Linked DNA regions of Homo sapiens: region 2 is linked to region 1. The links are chromatin loops, found by intact Hi-C in ENCODE. Cell type or tissue: HCT116. All regions are shown on one strand.

Evidence for each region. Hi-C counts contacts between places; a loop is a spot of excess contacts. Peaks named below come from ENCODE experiments on the same cell type or tissue, not always from the same donor. Only the 100,000 strongest peaks of a DNase experiment are listed, where the experiment ranks them.
Region 2: it touches region 1 in a loop (2.3-fold over the local background); 2 of 110 quality-filtered maps call a loop at or near these places.

The regions. Positions count from the first base shown.
Region 1 is chr4:54,229,668-54,237,667 of GRCh38, reverse strand. The region is part of intron 1 of PDGFRA (platelet derived growth factor receptor alpha); the gene reads right to left. Among named protein-coding and RNA genes, the nearest start is that of PDGFRA, 4.4 kb to the right of the region's middle. RefSeq lists silencers at 3,136-3,243, 4,205-4,314 and enhancers at 3,308-3,357, 3,865-3,984, 3,795-4,345. In HCT116, CTCF peaks have their summits at 3,236 (motif pointing right) and 4,165 (motif pointing right); DNase peaks (open chromatin) are centred at 3,257 and 4,237; H3K4me3 peaks cover 741 bases.
Region 2 is chr4:53,610,363-53,618,362 of GRCh38, reverse strand. It overlaps a transcript of LNX1 not described here. Among named protein-coding and RNA genes, the nearest start is that of LNX1-AS2, 21 kb to the right of the region's middle. In HCT116, CTCF peaks have their summits at 3,331 and 3,532; no DNase peak of the experiment used is centred here; H3K27me3 peaks cover 660 bases.

The DNA of each region.
Region 1 (8,000 bases):
AGGCTTCCACACTGCTGCGGTGGCAGGCACAGTGGGCCCCAGAGCCAGGCTGGCCAGCCTGATTTACCACAATTAGCAGTAATGCTTGTGTGTTTGTACATATAAATATCAGCCTCCCACTGACAATCCACTCAGCAAACTTCAAACAAGGCCTCCAGAGCCAGCTTGATGTCTTTGGTTTTATCACATTTAGAACCCATATTTCTTTGGCAAGACTTGCCAAAGATGCATCTTTAAAGCTTTCTCCAGCTTAAAAGAAGGGCTCACTGCTTTTCCTGTGCAAGCTCTAAGCAGTGCTTTGCCCTGGCCAGACACTCCCAGATTTCCTTCAGTGCCTCCAGATACAGTGGACCCTCTGCCAGGAAAGATTATTTACTGACATATAAAGTGGCCAATGAGGCCGGGCGTGGTGGCTCACATCTGTAATCCCAACACTTTGGAAGGCTGAGGTGGGCAGATCACTTGAGGTCAGGAGTTCAAGACCATCCTGGCCGACATGATGAAACCCCATCTCTACTAAAAATACAAAAAATTAGCCAGGCATGGCGGCAGGTACCTATAATCCCAGCTACTCGGGAGGCTGAGGCAGGAGAATGGCTTCAACCCAGTAGGCAGAGGTTGCAGTGAGCCAGGATCTCGCCACTGCACTCCAGCCTGGGTGACAGAGCAAGATTCTGTCTCAAAAAAAAAGTGGGCAATGGAAACAGGTCCTCTGAGCAAGCCATCAGGAAGGAAGAGAATAAACATGTGTTTGTTGCTTAAGATTCCAAACCCCAATCTCTGATAACAGTGGTTCCCTGGGTAGAAATCAGGCCTGTTTGTGAACTTTCTTTTTTTCTTTTTTCTTTCTTTCTTTTTCTTTTTTTAGATGGAGTCTTGCACTGCCGCCTGGGCTGGAGTGCAGTGGCATGATCTCAGCTCATTGCAACCTCTGCCTCCCAAGTTCAAGCGATTCTCCTGTCTCAGCCTCCCGAGTAGCTGGTATTACAGGTGCCCACCATCATGGCCAGCTAATTTCTTGTATTTTTAGTACAGACAGGGTTTCACCATGTTGGTCAGGCTGATCTCGAACTCCTGACCTCGTGATTCACCCACGTCGGCTTCCCAAAGTGCTGGGATTACAGGCGTGAGCCACTGTGCTCAGCGTGTTTGTGAAGTTTCATGTCATTACTTATCTATAACTCAGACAGTTTACTCATGAATAATGGCAGTGCTTGCCCCACAGGGAGGTAATGAAGAAAAATGGGAAACATGGGGAATTTCCTCACCTATTAGACCTGTAGTGAGGCTCTCTGGGAGTGAGTCTTGCTGTTCCTGCCACTTTTATCTACTCTAAATGCTCATCCTTAATTAGTAACTGCTATTCTGGAGCTCATCTAAAGTCAGGTGTGCAAATATAAGTAACTGAAACTACAAATTCTGAGAAACATGGCACCATAAGAATCCGTGAGAACAACCCCCTTTGCAGGGAAGAACACTAGATTTCACCCAAATCTTTTCTTCAATCATAATTACTTCCCTCATGCCAACTACATGTTGAACTTCAGCCCCCATTCTCAATAATCACAGCTCAAAAAACATTTGCCATAACTTAGAGGAACAAACTGAGAAAGAGACCCCCCGCCCTGTTGACTCTCAGGCAGGTGACTTGTGCTTTTCCACCATCCTCTTGGCCTTCTTATGCTTTCTCTCAGAAGAAAGGATGGAAATCACATTGGACTAGCCACTGATCCCAAATCTGATACTCTATCCAACTCTCTGAACCTCAGTCTTTTCTTCTAGGAAGCACGACTACCAAGGCCTGACTGGTTGCTTGCCCTGTGGCATTCTTGTAAGGACTAAATTATATAGTTTAATTGAAAGTGCTTTGATTTTCACGACTTTTTCTGCAGACTCCCAAGATATTTTAGATCGGCTCCTTCAACTTCTCCTTAACTAAGAAAGTGAGGGATGCCCCAGAAGCCACATGACTTGCCCTGCACCTCCTACCTCCTGGAGACATGGATCTGAACTCTGATTCAGCCCACACCAGCAGTCCACTCCCATGACCCTGTTACCTCCAGCCTGGTGTGGCTATAAAGACCATTCAAAGATGAGCCAATATATACAGTCACAGAAACAGAGAAACAAATGACTTTGCAGCTACTATCCTTTCTCTTTAACAGGGTGCCATCTCCTGCCCTGCAAACAGAAGTAAAGAGCCATTGGACATGACTCTATAACCAAAGGCAATGTGCAAAGGTAGTGTAAACAGACAGTAGGCAATGCAAGGCTCTATTTCCAGAAGGACTAACAGCAAGACATTCTTCTCCTAAAGCCAGAGAGTTGGCTTCTCAATCACCAATTGCACAGTGCATCCCATTGCAGAACCACTGAATATTGAATTTCACCCCACCCTCACATGATTAAAGACCACAGGAGACTCTCTCACAGCCCCAAAAGCCACTGGTGACTTCAAGATTCAGATTTCCGAGGCTCAGTTAATTTCAGCTCTCCTAAGTTAATTCTAACTGTGAAAATTACACATTTTCCTTTTTCTACGCAGTCTCCTAACTTCAGCCCAGGCAAACCAAGTGCAGGTCTACACTGGTGGAAACTTCTCCCTGTTTTCCAGCAGAGGGTGTGTTTACCAGGACCTCTGCACCCTACCAGAGCCTGTTTTGTTGTTTTGATCTCCCGGAGCTCCATCAGACATTCCAGTAATGGGAGGGGGCTGGAGTGTTTTTAAACAGGAGCCTTTTATGGGACAATCTGGGCTCATAAACATGCCTGCTCTCCTCTCACCATATATTTAACCACGGGAGAATAAAATGACATATCCTTTTGAATATCACCAAACGGGTGTGACTCCTAATGGCACAACCTTAGGAGTAGCAGTAGCAGTTTGAGCATTCGGCTTGAGGTCACCAAGGCCCCGACATAGGTCTCCTCACTCAGAAACGGGAACATCAATGCCCCCCCACTACCCTCCTCACAGGCCAGCTCTGATAATAAGATGTTCACTATGTAAATGCAAAGCATTAACAACCAAGGAGAAACACAACACAAATTTCCACGAAATAAAAATGTTGTCTTCCAGCAATTCTTGTAGCCTCACAGCAAAAGAAAATCAGTCACCTATTACGGTCCTACTGAGCAAAAAATAAATAAAAAATAAAAAATAAAGCACCTTCCTAATGGTCTCCGCGAAGCCCATTCTCACAGCGGGTCGCAGTAGTTCTTACGAGTGGCCAGCAGATGGCAGTGTTGGTCCAAGGACGTGCGTCCACGGGTTGCGACACAGACGCCGCTGCGAGGAATTCTGAGCTCCACTACCCCAAATGTTAATTTCCAGTCTCTTCCTTCCTTAGGTTGTACTTTTAGCTTTCGTGGTGACCTCAGTTGAAAGCCCGCGGGGTTTAAGCAGAAATAGGAAAACTGCTGTTGAAAATGGCTAAATCTCCTCGGGACCCCAGGAGAATTCGGGGACATCTCCCCATCATCCCCATCATCATCCCCATCACCGGGAGCTGGTGCGCCGGGGCAGCGGGGCTTCGGGAAGACGTCTTCGGAGCCGGGAAGACGACGCTGCTGGGCTAGGCCGCAGAGGCTCAGCCGGACTCGCTACTAGGGTTCTGTGCAACCCACGCTCTCGCCACCTCAGCATTTCCGCCCCCTCGGGGCAGGGGGACCGCCTGGACCTCGACGCCGTTCCCGGGCCGCGCTGTCCTATCTGTCCGCGCGCCACCGCCGCCCCCATAAACCAGCCTGGCGAGGGCCGCGACGGCCGCGCAGCTGATTGGAAACGACTGTTACCGTTGCACAATAACGCAGGGTCGTAAAACAAACAAACAGCAACAGGCCGCCCGCGGGGCAAGGGAGCTGGCGAGGGGCTGGAACGCAGAAGACGGCGCCTGCCCCCCAAGAACGCACGGGACCCGTCCTCCTCCACACTCCCCTGCTTCTCCCACATTGAATTACAAGGACGTCCCATTCTCAATCCAAACCCAGAGACCTCGGCCCCCTCTCGTCCACCCGGCGCCTCCCGGGCCCACACAGAGCCTGCGAGGAGTCCACTGGCTGCCCGGAGGAGGGGAAAGGTGACCCAGATTAGCCTCCGCTCCGGGCCCCCGGGGTTCCAGCGCTGCGCTCCACTGAGATAGCGGCGCCGACCGCCCGGGGCTGGGGAAAGCGGGATGCGTCCCCGGAGCCCACTAGAGGGCGCGACAGCCCCGCGAATCTTACCCGGCTCGCCAGCTAGCTCGCCCGCAGCCCAGGCTCCTGGTCCCCGACAGCGCAGCCGGGAGTGCTGCGCGCAGACTTCGCCCGGGAGGCTCTGCGCTCGGACTGTCCAGCCCCCGCCACTGTCCGGCTTCTGACCCCGGGACCCAGAGGAACACTGCGCGGTCCGCTCTCCCTCCCACCTCCACCAAGTCCTCGGCGGCTTGGTTGTCCCGGGGTTGGCGGCGATGCCCAGCCGCTCCGGGGACCTGCGCCCCTGCGCCCCTGCGCGCCGCGCTCTGAACCTCAGAGCTGCAGAGGCCGCTGCGCCCCAGGCACGACGCTCTGCGTTTGCATTGTTTTCAACTGAGACCCGAGAGGGGGCCGGGCGGGTGTGGAGAGAGGGGGGAGAGCGGGAAGAGAATCCGGGCGGGTGGGGGGAAAGGGGCCGAGGGGTTTAGGGTTACAGGAGCTCGCCAGCGCCTCCTATGGGCACGAGAGCCGCACGGCCGTGGGTAGCGGCTCACCGGGAATGCTGAGGAGAGCTAGCATGCGCCCTCTCGGCATTTAAGAACCGTTCCTGGCCGGGCGCGGTGGCTTACGCCTGTAAATCCCAGCACTTTGGGAGGCCGAGGTGGGCGGATCACCTGAGGTCAGGAGTTCGAGACCAGCATGGCCAATATGGTGAAACCCCGTCTCTACTAAAAATACAAAAATTAGCCTGGCGTGGTGGCGGGCACCTGTAATCCCAGTTACTCGGGAGGCTGAGGCAGGAGAATCGCTTGAACCTGGGAGGCAGAGGTTGCAGTGAGCCGAGATCGCACCACTGCACTTCAGCCTGGGCGACAGAGCGAGACTCTTGTCACACACACACACAAAAGTGCCTTCTGGTGCCACCTTGCCCGACACGCGCCATAGCCGCCTCTGCCCCCTCAAGAGTCCGCGCCCACCCGCGCTTGTCGCTCCCCTTTCGCGGGGGCCGAGAAACTGCAGTAGGAGGCAGGGAAGGAGGCGCCCCAAGTCGGGTTTCCCATTATTCCCTCCTACAATCTACTTTTTCAGCCCATCCCAGGTTCGCTCATTGATCAGTTTAAAACAAAAGGAAATGCCGCCGAGCCACTTCAGCAAACGACAACCATCTGGCAGAACCCGAATTAGGGGGAAGTTGGGAGAAGCCATTTGCCCCCGATCCTGCATCTTGCGCCCCAGGCGAGACCGAAAGATTATCTGCCGCCCCAAGGCTGATGCTGCGGTTGGACCCGGCGAGTTAGACCCGGGGAACCCTGAGACCCACACCTTTCGGTCACCGATCCGGCTTTTAGCTCTTTTCCTAGAATTGTCACTTTTCCACCAGCAACGTATAACCTGGTCGCAGCTCCCCGGAGGTCAAAGGGAGTACTTCCCTGTGGGGTCTGCAGGAAGGCGCTGGCCACCACGTCCCCAAAACGCGTCCCGCCGCTGCGCGCCGCCCACGGTCCGTCCCCAGGAGGCACAAAATGGGCCCGCCTCGGCGCCAGACGTGTTTGCAGCTGGAAAGCCCGGCCCAATGCCCCTCCCCCTGCATCCCTCCTCAGTCCGCGTCCCGAGAGGAAACTGGCCCAGGGGCGCAGAGCTGGGAGCCTGGGATCTCCTTCAAGTCCTTCTCGATCTAAGGATTTAAACAAGAGCCAGGGCACCGGGGGCTAACGACGGGTTCATTCTTGGCTTCCCCTCACTCTTGTGAACGAGGTCCAGCTGCACTTGGGTCAACCCAAAACTGCAAGCTCCGAAGCAGGGCCTGACCAGGGCGTCAAAGCGAGCCTGGTCGGCCTTGCGCCTGTCGGGGAGTCGAGGCAGGGCCTCCTCATCTTGAGGGTTGTGGAAAGGAGGAGGCCGAGGAGAAAGGGAGAAGAGGGGATGCAATTCAGCAGTGCCGGGGTCCAGGTTGACCAGATTAGGGGTCGGGGATGGGACAGCGCGGCGGCTGGGGAGGTGCGCACGCCCGGAGAGCCCCTTCCTCCCCTCCTGTGGCTCCGGGGATGTTTGTCCGGTGAGATGCACTGCGGAGGACTGTCGTGCGTTTGCCCTGGATGCTCCCTGCTCCAAAAATCTGTCTAGTTCTTGTCAGGAGCGACCGCGGCGAGGCGAGTCGGTCCAAAACATTGAGCAATTTGGCCTCGGAGCCAAAAAGCCATTTCCCACACCGCCCAGCCCGCGGCTTTTCGGACGCGGGGCGGTAGGGACCTGATATGGGCCCCATCCATGCTTGCCTCCCACCCAGGAAGATGGAGTGAGTGGCAAGTTCTTCCAGGCACTCCTTGCGCACATCCTGAGGTCTTAGCACAATTCGGGGAGCGAAGTGCGGGACCGGCGCTCTGGCTGCGGGAGGGATGCACAACGCACAGCCTGCCAGGCCAGCAAGTCCTTCCCGACCAAGACGCGAGGCCAGGCCATCGGCAGCTCTCGCACACCTGGCCCGGCCCAGGCTCCTGGCTCCCTCTGGCAACGTACTCGGGTTGGGCCACACTCGTCGCTCCGACCTGGCCGACACCCTCCCGGAATAGAACAGCTGATCCCACATATTCAATGCCAAATGGACGCCGCCCGCTCCCTGGGCGCAGCCGGGCGGAGTTAATTTCGTGTGTAAATCTGGTTTCCATGGGGGTAGACAGCAGAGGAAGGAGAAGTACGCACAGACGGCTCTGAAGCCGGCAGGGAGAGGAATGGAAAAAAGGCCAACTAGAGAGGACCGAGCAGCGCTGGGCGAGCTCAGACGGCAAGTGCCACGCACCCCCGCGCGGAGAAGGGTGCCGGGTAGGGGGTGTCCAGGGCTCGGGTGCCCGGAGGGAGAATATGGTTTACCTCCCACCTTTCTGTCTTACCTGCAAACAAGTTTCCCCAGTTCCAAGTCGTCCCTAACTTCCTCACAAGAAGTTCGGCACCTTCCTGGAGACCTTTCCTCTCTTCCTGCCTGCGGCCAGAACTGAGCGAAAGCAGAGCCCCCGGGCAATGCAGAAATGATTCCACCGAGGAGGGGGCGCGGGAAGACAGGCGGGGGCGGGGGCCACGGAGCACAATGAGGGCCCCTTGGTGTGCGGTTCGAAATTCCTCAAATCCCAGTTGCTGGAATGCGAGGCGACGACGACTTCTTCACTCAGGGCCAAATGTGTTTGTCATTATTCCAGACCGCCCGCCCGCGCCGCCGCTGTCGCCCCCGCGCTAGGGCGTGCAACCCGAGCACACTGCCCGGCAGGCACCCGCTCTCCCTGGCACCTCACTGACCCAACAAACCGCTCCAGAGCGCCCCAAACCCTTGCCCACGCCCGCGCGCCTCTGCTTGTCCCGCAGCCGCCTCACCGCCGCGCCAAATCTGGCCCCGACTCTCTCCCAGAGCAGCGCCGTCCAGTAATCACGCGCATTCGGCCGGCTCCCTGTGCTGTAGGCCAACACCGAGGTCCGGTCTCCAGCCGAGCCCAGCCCGCCTCCTGCGCCCCGCAACCCCTTCGCGCGCCCCCCTCCACGCTCCCCTCCACGCTCCCCTCTCCCCACCTCCCCCTGGTCCCCCAGCCGCGCTCCACACCATGGGCTGCAGCGCTGTCCCGCCAAACCGCAGGCGAGGAATGAAAACACTCATTTAAAACCTGTCGCCTTCCAGGACCCACTGCCAAGAAGAGGGCAAACACCTCTGCCTCCACCCCCAGTTCCTTGGTGTTCGGCCCAGTATTCACGAACACCACCCCCACTCCCAAAAGAAACCTCAAAAATGTAAGCCTAAACAATTTCTTTGGGAGGCCATAGGGTTGTTAGAAAAACATTGTTTT
Region 2 (8,000 bases), 620 kb after region 1:
AATGGACTACACAGCAAGTCATCTGAAAAAGGAATTTTTAAGGCATAATTTTTGTCCTCTTTAGAATACTCTTTTCCCAAGGCTCAAGTCCTGCATCATAACATTCTTAACCTTGACATGTATTTCTAGATATCAGTGAAAGCTGATCATAAAACTCTGCTGAAAGGAAAAATTCCTTTAAAATAAACCAAAGATAAGGATTTATTTGGTAGGCAAAGTAGTTAAGGGCAATTTGTTTAAATGGTGTAAGACTGTCTATCAGTAAGAAGCTAAGTTGTTCACTTTTAAAAATCACAGTATCTTTTGATTATAAAAACTATAGATGTTATTTTGAAAAATTTCAAAAACACCAATAAGAAAAATAAATAATCAAACACCTAACCACACTACTAGAGAAAATAATTGTTAATATATAGATATCTATCTTTCCAGGGAAAAAAGAGGTCTTGATAAGTCAAAAATTTTCTATATGGAGAAAACTGGCTCAATTTCTGTCATTGACTATTGGTTAACAAATAATAGAGCATTTACTTATCATCCAATCAGAAATAATTCTATTGGTTCTCTAAATCTTGAGAAGACAAACCCAGTTGTTACAGGTTTAGTCAATAACATCTCTGTATTACAATTTAGTGGCTGGACTGAATGTAATCCTTTTGCCTTAACTTCAACAAAACAAGAGAGACATTTACAGTGCACACATAGATGATGTGGGTGGGCATGTTTCTACACATTTTTCTTTCCTCTTCACCAACAAGGTTGTATAAAAATATTTACTGCTTTCCTATAGATTCATGTATGTGGTGTAGTATCCATGTCATGAAGCAGAAGGATGGATTATTCACTGGAGTTTTTATGGCTGCACATTCAAGTGTTTCCCCAGCTGTGTTTACAGCTTTGGGTTTCTAAGCCTCTTGAGAAGTAATCAGTTTTGATCATCTTAAATCCCAAAGTAAATTTTCTTTTCTGGATATTATCCTAGTTGCTAACACAGGTTAGTCTGGCCTATTGAACCATCTTTTACTGCTGTGACCTTCAAAAATGAAAGCTGTGGTTTTGCCCTGAGAAGAAGAAAAGGAGATTTGAAATATGACTCAGATTCTTCCCTGCAAAAGGTGAGGTCTCAAAACTCCTTTGCTCTCTTTTTTTAATTATTATTATTAGACTAGGTACTAGGTCTTATTTTTTGGTCATTTTACTGTGTAAGTCTGGTCTCTTCAAAATAGTGTAAGTCCCTTTAGAGCCAAGATTCTTATATGCTGCTTTTGTATTATAGTTTATATGTTTTATAACTTTCTATAGTAACTGGCACAAGCACAGACTTATATGACACACTCAGTAATACTTGTTTCTTGGCTAATGAGAAGTACAAATGATATTTAAAAGCTTTGACGATTGTAGCTTATGGGTGATTTATAGTCAGGGAACTTTTATAAATGACTATGCTTAATACTTCTTAGTTTAAACATCAGTAACCACACAGCTAGCTACATTTCAAGCCAGGGTGTTTGCTAAAAGATGAGACTCTGCCATTTACCTATGTTATCTTGGGAGAATCAAGTAACCCATCGTTGCCTCCATTTCCTTTATGGAAATCAAAATAACTAATTAACTAAATTAACCAATTAATTAAAGTGAATGGCATATTGATAAGGTTTCAATAAATATTAGCTGCTGCTACTGCTGCTGCTGTTACTACTATTATTACTACAACTACAACACTCTTGACCAATAAGCTCAGTCCACCAACAACTGGAAAGATATTCTCTTCCTCCAGGCTGGGACCCTTGAAAACTATCTACGTGGAAAAGTGAGAGAACAAGGGGACACAAGCAAAGCTGCCCAGGTAGGCCAAATGAATCAGACCATTCATTCTGTGACAAATCCAAGTACTAAGAAAATGAGATAAAAGCAGCAGCAGGTGTCACATGAGATAATCTGGTCAACATATGCTGACTTCCCACCAATCATGTGCTGCTGACCCAGGCGCAGGACACTGAAGAGTAGAAATTAGATGCAGTGCCTGCCTTTGCACTTTTGTCTCCTATGAGCTTTTAAGTGTATGGTATATAGGAGTTATTTGTGTCTATGTAGGGAAGGTGTCTATCTAGGTTTCTAAGAAAAAAAGTAAAAAAGATGTCTCAATATATATAGAAAACTAGAAAAAAGATAGATACTGAATTAAAATATCCAAGCCCACAGAAACGCAAACATCACATGTTCTCACTTATTTGTGGGATCTAAAAATCAAAACAATTGAACTCATGAACACAGAGAGCAGAAGGATGGTTACAAGAGTCTTGGAAGGACGGGGGTGGTGAGGAGCAGGGAGGGCAAATGAATACAAAAAATAGTTAGAAAGAATTAGTAAGACCTGCTATTTGATAGCACAACAGGGTGACTGTAGTCAATAATAATTGTACATTTTAAAATAACTAGAATAGTATGATTGGATTGTTTATAATAAAAAGGATAAATGCTTGAGGGGATGGATACCCCATTCTCCATGATAAGATTATTACGCATTGCATGCCTGTATCAAAACATCTCATGTACCCCATAAATATATGCACCTACTATATGCCCACTAAAAATTTTTTAAATCTAAAAATAAATGAATAAATAATTTTATGTTAAGGTAGTAAAAAAAAATCCAAGGCTCTGTATTAATAAGGCATGGTTGTATTACCAACCACTTCAAAACTCAATACCTTAAAACAACAACCTTTATTATTGTTCACAATTCTGTGGGTTGGCTAAGCTCTTCCTCTATGGGTTTTCATTCAGCTGCCTTTAGCTAGAATGTACAGAATTGCCTCACTCATGTCTGGGAGTTGGCTCTGGCGATTGGCTAGAGCCTCAGTCTTCTTCCTTAAGCCTCTCATACACGAGGGAGCTAGGCTAAGCTTCTCTACAGCATGGCAGTTTCAAGCTTCCAAGAGGGCAAGGGTGGAAGCTGCGAAGCCTCTTGAATACCTAGGCTCTGGAACCCCCACAGTGCCCCAAAGCCAGCCCAGGTAGATTCACGGGAGTAAGAAATACTCCCTGCCTCCTGTTGGGAGAAGCAGCCTCACCTTGCTGAAGGAGTTACACACAGCATTCGCCAACTACTGCTGCATAAGAAACCACCCTAAAAGCGAATGGCTTACAACAACGACTTCTTGCTTCTCCATGATTTATCAGAGGCCATTATTACACTAAATCTCCCACAGCCTGTTTTCTACTGTTTCAATCGTGGCATTTTTCTCCTGTGGGGCATGTGTAATTATCTCTACTGTTTCTTTCAGCAATTAATTCATTTGAAGCATCATGACAAAACTAGGGTCAATGTTTTGAAGGAAAAGGAAAAATATATTTTATTCTCATTCTCGGTGTTCAAAGATGAACAAATTTCGGAATAGCTCCAAAAGTCAACTTGGGATAAGATGAAGAGAATACATGTTTTAGTAAAATAAAAGGGAGCCAGATTCTGAGGTCAGGCCACACCTCTGGAGTCCTCCCTGCACCTGGAGCCTCCTTTGAAGTGAAGGAAATTGCTCCATGACCAGGAGGCTGAAGGAAGCAGACAGATGTGAGCATGGAATGTAAAACTAGCAAGCATTCAGTTGACATCAAGGAGGAGATGAACTCGTGAGCCATAAACAGCGTAGGCTGACCAAAGGTATCTCAAATTAGCATTCTTGGCTGCTTATTACTTTTATTAGACCCTAAAGAATTTCACAACTTAGGCAAGTCTAAAATTCTAAGACCTATGACCTTAAGAGCAATTGGTCATTTTCCTGGGTACCTGTGATGGAACTCTTCACCTTCTGGCTTTTCTAGTGTGGGTGCAGAGGAACCTGACACCCCTAGAAAATCTGCCTAACAGGCCAATTTGCTTTGCCTAGAAAGGTTAGTGTGGGGGTCACTTCACTAAAGGAAGTATGGATGAGAAGGGATAGAGGTAGAGATCCCAAAGGGATATCCATTTCCAGAAGAATCTTGGAGGCTTTCTGAGTGCTGTTTGTGAGATGAAATGGTGTGTCATGGGAGGGGAAGTCTTAGAATAAGCCCCAGAGTCAGTAGTTCTGGAAGTAAATCTGGAAGCCCCAGAGTCAGTAATTCTTTCCTGGAGAATATGTAGGGACAGGGTGGCAAATGGAACAGCAAACTTTCCTGAAAAAGCATCTACAATGGACTTAAATCAACAAACATAAAACAACCCCATTAAAAAGTGAGCAAAGGACATGAACAGACACTTCTCAAAAGAAGACATGCATGCAGCCAACAATCGTATGAAAAGAAGCTCATCATCACTGATCATTAGAGAAATGCAAATCAAAACCACAATAAGATACCATCTCACACCAGTCAGAACGGCTATTATCAAAAAAGGGCCGTCAAAAAATAACAGATGCTGGTGAGGTTGTGGAGAAAAAGGAATGCTTTTACACCCCATTGGTGGGAATGTAAATTAGTTCAACCATTGTGGAAGACAGTGTGGCGATTGCTCAAAGACCTAGAGACAGAAATACCATTAAACCCAGCAATCCCATTACTGGGTATATACCCAAAGGAATATAAATCATTCTATTATAAAGACACATACACCCATATATTCAGTGCAGTGCTATTCACAATAGCAAAGACATGGAATCAACCTAAATACCCATCAATCATAGACTGGATAAAGAAAATGTGGCATATATATGCCATGGAATACTATGCAGCCATGAAAAAGAATTAGATCATGTCTTTTGTGGGAATATGGGTGGAGCTGGAGGCCATTATCCTTAGCAAGGTAACACAGGAACAGAAAACCAAATACCGCATTGGAACAATGCACACTGGGGCTTACTGGACGGTGGGGGGTGGAGGACGGAGAGGATCAGGAAAAATAACAAATATGGATACTAGGCTTAATACCTGGGTGTTGAAATAATCTGTACAACTAAACCCCATGACACATGTTTACTATGTAATGAAACTGCACATCCTGCACAGGTACCCCTGAACTTCAAAGTTAAAAAAAAAAAATTCCTGGAAAGCAGGAGGTTATCTGTGAAACAGAAACCCTCAAACTGGCAAGGTGATTTCTTCATGTATGGAAACACACATTCATATATTTTCATAAATGCATGCATGGGATCAATTTAAACATATGTTCATGTGTACAGTTATGTGTAGGGGGTCTTTTTATTCCTTTTCCTTTTTTGGCTTGGTGCTTCCTCTTCTCTTCCACACATATAAATTCTCCACCCACCCACTTACCCAGAAAGCCCATATTAATAATCTAGTATGTGTCTTTCCTATTTTTACTCATGGCTATATAATCGTAGGTAGACATACACATGCACATACACACACAGGGGCTTTTGTTTTACAAAAATAAAACCATAGCATATACTTTTCACTGCATTGTGCTTTACTCATTCAACGATATCCTTTAAAATTCTTCCTGTCAACTAGCACAACTAATTTCTTCTTTTTTATTTTTTTGAAATGGGGTCTCACTCTGTCAACCAGGCTGGAGTGCAGTGATACGACCACAGATCACTGCAGCCTCAAACTCCTGGACTCAGGCAATCCTCCCAGCTCAGCCTCCTGAGTAGCTAGGAGTACAGACTAGCACTGCCATACCCAATATAGCGAGACCCCATCTCTACAAAAAAAAAAAATACAAAAATTAGCTGGCATACCATACCCAGCTGATTTTTGTATTTTTTTGTAGAGACAGGGTCTCGCTATATTGCCCAGGCCAGTTTTGAACTCCTAGGCTCAAGCAATTCTCCTGCCTCAGCCTCCCAAAGTGCTGGGATTACAAGCGTTAATTTATTCTTAATGACTGTATTTTTCCATCATATGGATATGCCATAATTTATTCAGCTATCCTCCATTACAGAAAACACTTAGCTTTTCTAATTTGCAAAAACAAAACAAAGTAAAGGAAGCAAGCTAAAACACCTTGTGTATGAATCTTTATATTCTGGTGGCTTTGCTTCTATTAGAGTCTGAGGAAGGAATTGCTGGCCTAAAGACTGTCTGTATTTTAAATTGTAATAGATAGTGCCATGCTGCTCCTGCAAGAGGTATTTCCATTCTACCTAAGCTGTATGAAAGTTCTCCCTTACCTACTAACCTGCCAGCAATAAGTGTTACAAATCTTTACAATTTTAGACAATCTGGTGGGTATAAAGTCATATCTTATTGTTTGTTCAATTTGTACTCCCCTCACTTTTGGTAAATTTGAGGATATTTCCGAGTTTCTCAACCCTTCGTATGTGCTTTTCTGTATATTGCCCATTCATATCTTTTGTCCATTTTCCTATTGGTTTGTTCTTGTTTTTCTTGCCAAATCATAACAAATCTTTGCATATTATAAAAATGATAACTAGTGTTCACACTATATAGATTTCTTCAAATCTACCATGGTCTACTGCATTTTTATATTATCTCTGCCTGAAAAGTTATACTGTTTTCAGTCAAATACAGCTATCTTTACTCTCAGAGCTTTTGGCTTCTCAGTTTTTATTGGGAGGGTTTGTCCTACCCCCATTATATAACAGTACATATAATCCACTAGATTTCTTGGTAAGAGCTTTGGTTTACTTTACCTTTTATATTTTTCATTCATATATTTGTAGCGTATCCTTGAGTGTGCAATAAAATTGAGATCCAGTAGGACACTGATTTGAAGATTAGGTTGGTGCAAAAGTAATTGCAGTTTTGCAATTTTAGTGGTAAAAACCACAATTACTTTTGCCCCAACCTAATACGATGGGTTTATAGACAGTTCTAGTAACTAGCGAGGATGTCCCTTACTCCATCTCTACTTATTTTTTCTAAATTACTTGTATTTTCTTTGATATTTATTTTTCTCTAGAAACTTTAAGATCACTTTATCCAATTACCAAAAACAACAAACAAACCCGAAATACCCACTTTGTTGTGATTTTTAGTAAAACACACCACACACATAATCAATTTGTAGAATTTAATATCTTTATGGCATTGAATTTTCCTATCCAAGAAAATGGCACATCTTTCCATTTCTTCATTTCTCCTTTTGCATATTTTAGTATAACTTTGTTGTGCATTTTCTTTTTTGGTTATCCTAAGTATTTCATAGAGGTTGGTTTTTCACTATTTTAGACTTTTTTTTTCATTCCTTTTCTTATTCCTAGAGTACAAAAAAGCTAATGGTATTTTTGCCTGTTTGTAGATCCACCTATTTTATCAAATTCTATTCTTAATTCTAGAAGACTTTTATTAGATTCCTTTGGGTTTTCTAGGTTTACAATCATATCATTTGCAAAAATAGACAGTTTTACCTCTTTTTTCCCCAATGTTTATTCCAGTTTTAAAATTTGCTACCATCAAGTTTCATATCGTATTCTCTTGTAATACTTTCAGTCACTATAGTCTTCTTTCTGCTTTCTGATCTTTTATAATTTTGCATTTCCTCATTTTTAAAAATCAAACTTGTTATAGACATGTATAGAGTTTAGATGTTTTTATATAACAAGTTTAAATTTATTTATATATCCTATTACTTATTTTGCCTTCTATTTCAGTAATTTAAGCTTTTGCCTTTATTTATCTCTCTTTATTCTTCTTCTAATTTCTTAGAATGAAGATTTGGTTTATTTCTTTTTTTTTTTTTTTTTTCCTCTTTGAGACGGGAGTCTTGCTCTGTCGCCCAGGCTGGAGTACAGTGGTGCGATCTCGGCTCACTGCAGGCTCTGCCTCCCGGGTTCACGCCATTCTCCTGCCTCAGCCTCGCGAGCAGCTGGGACTACAGGTGCCCACCACCACGCCCGGCTAATTTTTTTGTATTTTTAGTAGAGACAGGGTTTCACCGTGTTAGCCAGGATGGTCTCGATCTCCTGACCTCGTGATCCGCCCACCTCGGCCTCCCAAAGTGCTGGGATTACAGGCTTGAGCCACCGCAGCATTTTAACTACAAAATTTTTCATATATAGTTTTCACAGAATCCTAGAGTATGTTATAAAGTTCGACCT